Regions from separate parts of the Mus musculus genome. Here region 1 is linked to region 2. Evidence: chromatin contacts called from ENCODE Hi-C data. All regions are on one chromosome and are shown on one strand. Each heading gives the region's core, a stretch centred on a gene start or an enhancer-like site at or near the end of the contact. The rest is flanking DNA. Distances are from core to core; before and after follow the strand shown.

Evidence for each region. A loop is a pair of places that touch in the nucleus more often than their neighbours do.
Region 1: a map of heart shows a loop between it and region 2 (7-fold over the local background). The contact joins the promoter of Hsph1 here to the promoter of Cdk8 in region 2. A Hi-C loop is called at or near these places in 2 of 37 maps with a recorded cell type or tissue (T-helper 17 cell and heart).

What each region holds. Positions count from the first base shown.
Region 1 is chr5:149,635,017-149,637,842 of GRCm38, reverse strand. It overlaps Hsph1 (heat shock 105kDa/110kDa protein 1), which reads left to right and starts at 1,528. Exons shown (of 18, transcript NM_013559.2): 1 at 1,528-1,873. The coding sequence starts at 1,767.
Region 2 is chr5:146,229,968-146,232,723 of GRCm38, reverse strand. Cdk8 (cyclin-dependent kinase 8) reads right to left here and starts at 1,474. Exons shown (of 13, transcript NM_153599.4): 1 at 904-1,474. The coding sequence starts at 1,031.

The sequences.
Region 1 (2,826 bases), core at 279-2,778, 3.4 Mb before region 2:
AAAAAAAAAAAAAAAAAAAGAGTTTTCATATACTTAAAAAAAAGCCGGGGTGGTGGAGGTTTCAGAGACACAAAATGAAAAGAATGCCAACAAACATATTTCAAATTTAAAAACGCAGCTGCTCTGGGATAGCGTTGGTTCTTCTCCCATTTTAAATAGTTATGCTAGCAGGTGAAATAACTTAAGTGGCAAGCCGATCAATCACCACGAATAAAACTTACTCTGCAATTTGTATAGAAAGCTCCCATTTAAGCAACCCCACTTGTCCTACGGGAAGAGGCATACTTCAGGAGTTAGTTTTTAACCCTGGGCCCCAACTCTTCATTCAATTACACACTTATTTAGCAGCGCACGTTTTAATTGTGCATATTTCCATATTCTAGAGGGTACACACGGGGTTTTCAGGCAAACTTTGACGTTTTTTTTAACGGTACATAAGAATTGAAAGCAGGAGCCAGCAGCATCCACCTCTGCTTTCTCTTCATGGAACCTAAGCTTACTTTCCAAGGAAAGAAAATGAAAGGTTAGATTAAACAAGGAATAAACCATACACCCATTTATTAAACCATATTATTAGCCATTACATTAAATCATAACCTTATGGTTAGGAGTGGCAGGGTTAAACAAAGTCGGCTTAAACTAGTATCCAAAATATGCAAAACCCTGTCGGCAAAACACCAGCAGCTTCCCAAATTGCATAGCAATCAAAAGTTTTCATTTAAGAAGAAGAAGAAGAAGAAGAAGAAGAAGAAGAAGAAGAAGAAGAAGAAGAAGAAGAAGAAGAAGAAGAAGAAGAAGAAGAAGAAAACCCTTCTGTGTTTTATTCTGCAACAATCTTGCCAGCGGACAAATGTCTACAAAATATAAACCGCGTTTGCGGCTTATCCTGACGCCCCTAAATCGCAATCCATTAGCTGTTGAAAAAACAAGCAAGAACGGAACACAGAACAAAGCATACACCAGAGAAAGAGCGCGAATCGGCAGCAGCCAGCTGGGCCTCTTTTTACTGAGCCCTTAAGACAAAGCAGGATCGTGGCACGCACCACGGGCTGGACTACATATCCTAGCATGCAAAGCACCGAGGCCTCACCACTGGACTGCGTTTCCCAGCATGCAAGGCGCTAGGGTCTCCCGGCCAGACTACGCTTCCCGACATGCTCTCTGCCAACAGCAAGTTCGTGACCGGAGAGGCCTGGGGTCCCGGAGTAGTGTGTTCTTTCTCCGTCCTTTCAATAGTTTTTCGGCGTCGGGAGCCGGACACTGCCACCGGAGTCACCACTTAAGCGACAGAAGTTCCCGACCGGTTATTCACTGGAGTCAACTGGAACGAAAACTGCCCCTCAGGCTGGGGAGGGCGGGATGGAGGCCGGGCAAGCTCGGTCAGTTTTAGCCAATGGCGCCCGAGCAGCTGCCCTGTCACCATGGCAACTCAGGCCGCCCGCGGAGGGACCAGCAGTCCATTGGGTAGAATCTTTCTCGAAGGCTCGAGAAGAAGGAAGCGGAAGTGGCACGTGGAGGCGCCGGTGAGTAAAATGCTGCAGATTCTGGAAAGTTCTCCTCAGTAGGCTACATAAGGCTGAGCGATTGGGACCTCCCCTTTTGGATTGGTAGCTGAGCGGCGGCGGCTGCGTGAGAGAGGCGGGCGGCGGAGAGCGGTGGCAGAGACTGAGCGCAGTCTTGCAGGGTAAGCCGGAGGCATCTTCCCGACTGGTCGGGAGCAGGACGAGCACGCAGCGGACCCGAGGCGGAGGCGGACCGGGCCAGCCATGTCGGTGGTTGGGCTAGACGTAGGCTCACAGAGCTGCTACATTGCGGTGGCGCGGGCCGGGGGCATCGAGACCATCGCCAACGAGTTCAGCGACCGCTGCACCCCGTAAGTAGGAGCCTGGGTGGCCGGGGAGGGCTGGAGCTCGCTGCTTCCCGAGGGAGATGGTGGGTCCGGGGATTCCGGGAACCGTGACACCCCGCGACCACCTGGTCCCGCTGGCCTTCCAGGCTCGCCCCCGACTCCCCACTCAGCTTCTTCAAGCTGGCACCGGCTCCCACCTCAGCTAGGATCTCGGCAGAGCCTGGGCAACAGAGCCTTTTCCTCCGCATGGTGAATCTCCAAATGACCTAGAAGGTTCCAGAGCCTGTGCGCCGCTGCTTGCCTAGGGAGCGAGCGGACTGTTGTTAGCGACCACAGAAACACGCTATGGTGGAGGAATCCTCCGTCTCTGCGTCTCATCTACTCCTGATTTGTTAATATTGCCCTAGTGCCCCAATCGCCTTTTGGAAGCGTCCTTTTTAAAGCTCATTGTGAAAAACGTCCGTGAGAGTTTCCAGACCCAGAGTTCGTTTATTTTAACACCATTTAGAGTAAGCAGTACAAATTTAACATTGTTGTTGCTTAACACACTGCTGTGCAAAAAATTCAGTGGGGAAGATGGATTTTTTTGCTTCGGAATTAAATATTCTGCAGCAACGTGGGTGGGTAAACGGAAGCATGGTAAAAAGCAACTTTTTGAGGGGGTTAGTTTCTGAAGGTTACATATTAGAGGCAGTTAGACCTGCGTGTGCCTTCACCGACAACAGCTGTATGCTTTTTAAGGCAATCATTATAGGGCTTTTTCCCCCCATGTGCAAAGTCCAAGATAATAAATGTTAAACATCGAACCCAAAGGTAAAATCATTCCGACCTTATTAGAGGAACATTTATGAGTGAATAGGAGGAAGAAAGCCTTGCTAGGAACTTACTTTCTAAGCATGGGCTCCCTCTCTCACAAAGCCATGGTGCTCTGTGATTCGGCAATTAGTAGGAAGGCTGCCAGTCCTTCTTGCCCCCAT
Region 2 (2,756 bases), core at 225-2,724:
GTCAAAGGCAGAGATAATATCTATTTGTACAAGAGGGAAATGGGAAATTATTAAATATTTTCTCCCAAACTAAGAAGGCCTTTCCCTTCTGGCGATGTCATAGCGCAATCATCTACTGATGAAAGAGAATGGAGCCCGTTCACTTCACTCAATCCATGAAGCAAAACTGAGTGTCACCAGCCATAGGTTTGATTTTTCTTTCTAGAAGAGGCTATTTAAAGCAAAAGGATTAAAGTTCACTGGCAGCTGATAGATTCTGCTTTAAGAGCTTGCACAACATAGCCCCTATCTGTCACTTGCTTTTTTTCCCCACACACCATCCACTCTGCACCAAATCCCCATTGTTCTATATAAAAACTCACAGCTAATGATACCTGAATAGCAACTGCTACATTTACATTACAGATGATCCTTCATGGAACTCTACAGACCCACATTTACTCGATGTCTTCTTTCTCCCATCAAATCCAAATTTGGCCACCAACTGATCACAACTGATAAGGGGAAAAGATCAGAGCTTCTCTTCCAGACTGATGGATATCACTCCAGAGCCAGATGAGTTAGTCCCCAAAAGGTTACCGGATAAATCAACCAAAGAAGAACAGATTTATTTAAACGGGCATCTTATAACCATCTTCTTTAAAAAAAAAGAAAACTATTCTGTACAGAAATTCACACAAAAAAAGAAAAAGCAAAAAAGGTACACACTGCCCACGAGACAGAAGGTCCGTCTCCCTCTTGCACGAAGGGTTTCTTGTGAGTCTGGATTCCTGGGACACCACTTCCTCCCCAAAGCAGGCTGGCCAGGACAGAGGCAGTCTTGGAGGAAGTGGGGACCCCGACATCCGAGCCGGGCACCTGCCTCCCAGCCTCGAGGACACCCGCAGCGACACCCACACTCACCCATCTTTCCTCTTCGCCTTGTAGACGTGCCCGTAAGTGCCTCGACCAACTTTGCAGCCCTCGTATTCAAACAGGTCCTCGACCCGCTCCCGCTCGCTGCTCAGCTTCACTTTAAAGTCATAGTCCATTGTCACAGCCTCCAAGGCCGGGGTGCTGGGGCGGGGGGCCGAGGGCCGCGGTGGGGACCGGGCCGCGCAGCAGCCGCAGCCCCCGAGCTACACCCGCCGGCCGCAGCACCAGCCCGCCTCACGAGGCGACGGCAGGAGGCCCCGCGCGGGCGCCGGGGACATCCAGGGGAGCGCCGGGCGGTCCCCGCGGGCGCGCGACAGCCGAGGGACGCGCTGGGGGCGGGGAGCAGCGTCCGCCCTTGTCCCCGCGCTCCCGGGGCGCCGGCTCGCGCGCGGTTGGCCGCGCGTGCTGCTGCGGGTGCGACGCGGGGCGGCCACGGCTGACTCTGCTCCTCGCCCACGCGCGTCCGCGCCTCACCTTCTCCCACACGCGCTCACGAACACTCAGGCTGCCATCCGCCCGGACAGACCAGCGACGCCACACAACAGCCGGTAGCTCCTCCGAGAGAGGAGGAGGAGAAGGAGGAGGAGGAGGAGGGCGAGGAGGAGGAGGAGGGAGAGAGAGGACGAGCGCGGAACACGGCAGCCGCTGTCGTAAAAACGTCGCGAAGCCTCGCGCTGCCTCCGCCCCACCTGTGAGCGACTCCGGAGCTGGCAGCCGTCTCTTCTGACGCCGGCAGGCGAAAGGGCCTCGCTCAGCCGCGGAGCGGAGCTGCTGACAGACTTACCACGTGGACTAACCCAGTCGCCAGTGCGGCCAGAAACTCCAAGGCTCAAGTGCACGGGTGGCTGCAGAAGCAGTCTTTACCACGACGCCGCGAATTCAGAACGTTGCATGATGGGATTGGTAGTCCGTCACGCAACGAGTTTCTGCTGCATGGAGATTATTTTTCCCAAAGCCGCATCTCTACAATCCAATTTACTTAGCCCATATAAACTTAGCAAAAGACACCTGTTAGGTCGTGGGGGATGGGGGGTGGGGGGCGGTTATTTTGTATTGAAGTCACTTCTGAACTCCAGGATTTAGAAAAGGGCAATTACTGCTCCCCACCCCCACCCCAAAGACTCCAGGTTTTTCCTTTCGTAGCCTCAACCTGTTTCTAAATACTACAATAAACTACGTGGTTGTATTTAAGATTTCTCTTCTTTCTTTGACATCTTTATACCACGGGGGGGGGGGGGGCGGTGGGGGGGGGAACTTAGTGAAGGGGACTGGGGAGATGGGTTAGAGTGCTAGAACGCTTGCCACGTGTTGTAATTTGATTTCTGTTGCTGTGATAAAACACCATGTCCACATATAACTTGGCGAGGGAAAGATTTATATCAACTTACAGGTAACAGTCTGCCACCAAAAAAGCCAAGACACCTGTTTAAAGAGGAAAAAAAAAAAGCTTTTAATCCACACATGTTTAAGTGTGCCTGTAATACTAAAGCAAGGGAGACAAAAAATAAATAAATAAATAAATAAATAAAATAAATAATAAAAAAGGCAGGATCTCTGCAGCAGGATGACCGGCTAGCCTTACTGAAATGGTATGCTCTCAAGGTTCCATGATAGACATCAACCTCTAGACTCCAGACGTATGCACTCATGCTTATACTTGCACACATCTGTGCATACACAAGAATGCTTATAGCCGGGCGTGGTGGCGCGCACCTTTAATCCCAGCACTTGGGAGGCAGAGGCAGGCAGGATTCTGAGTTTGAGGCGAGCCTGGTCTACAGAGTGAGTTCCACGACAGCCAGGGCTACACAGAGAAACCCTGTCACGGAAAACACAAACAA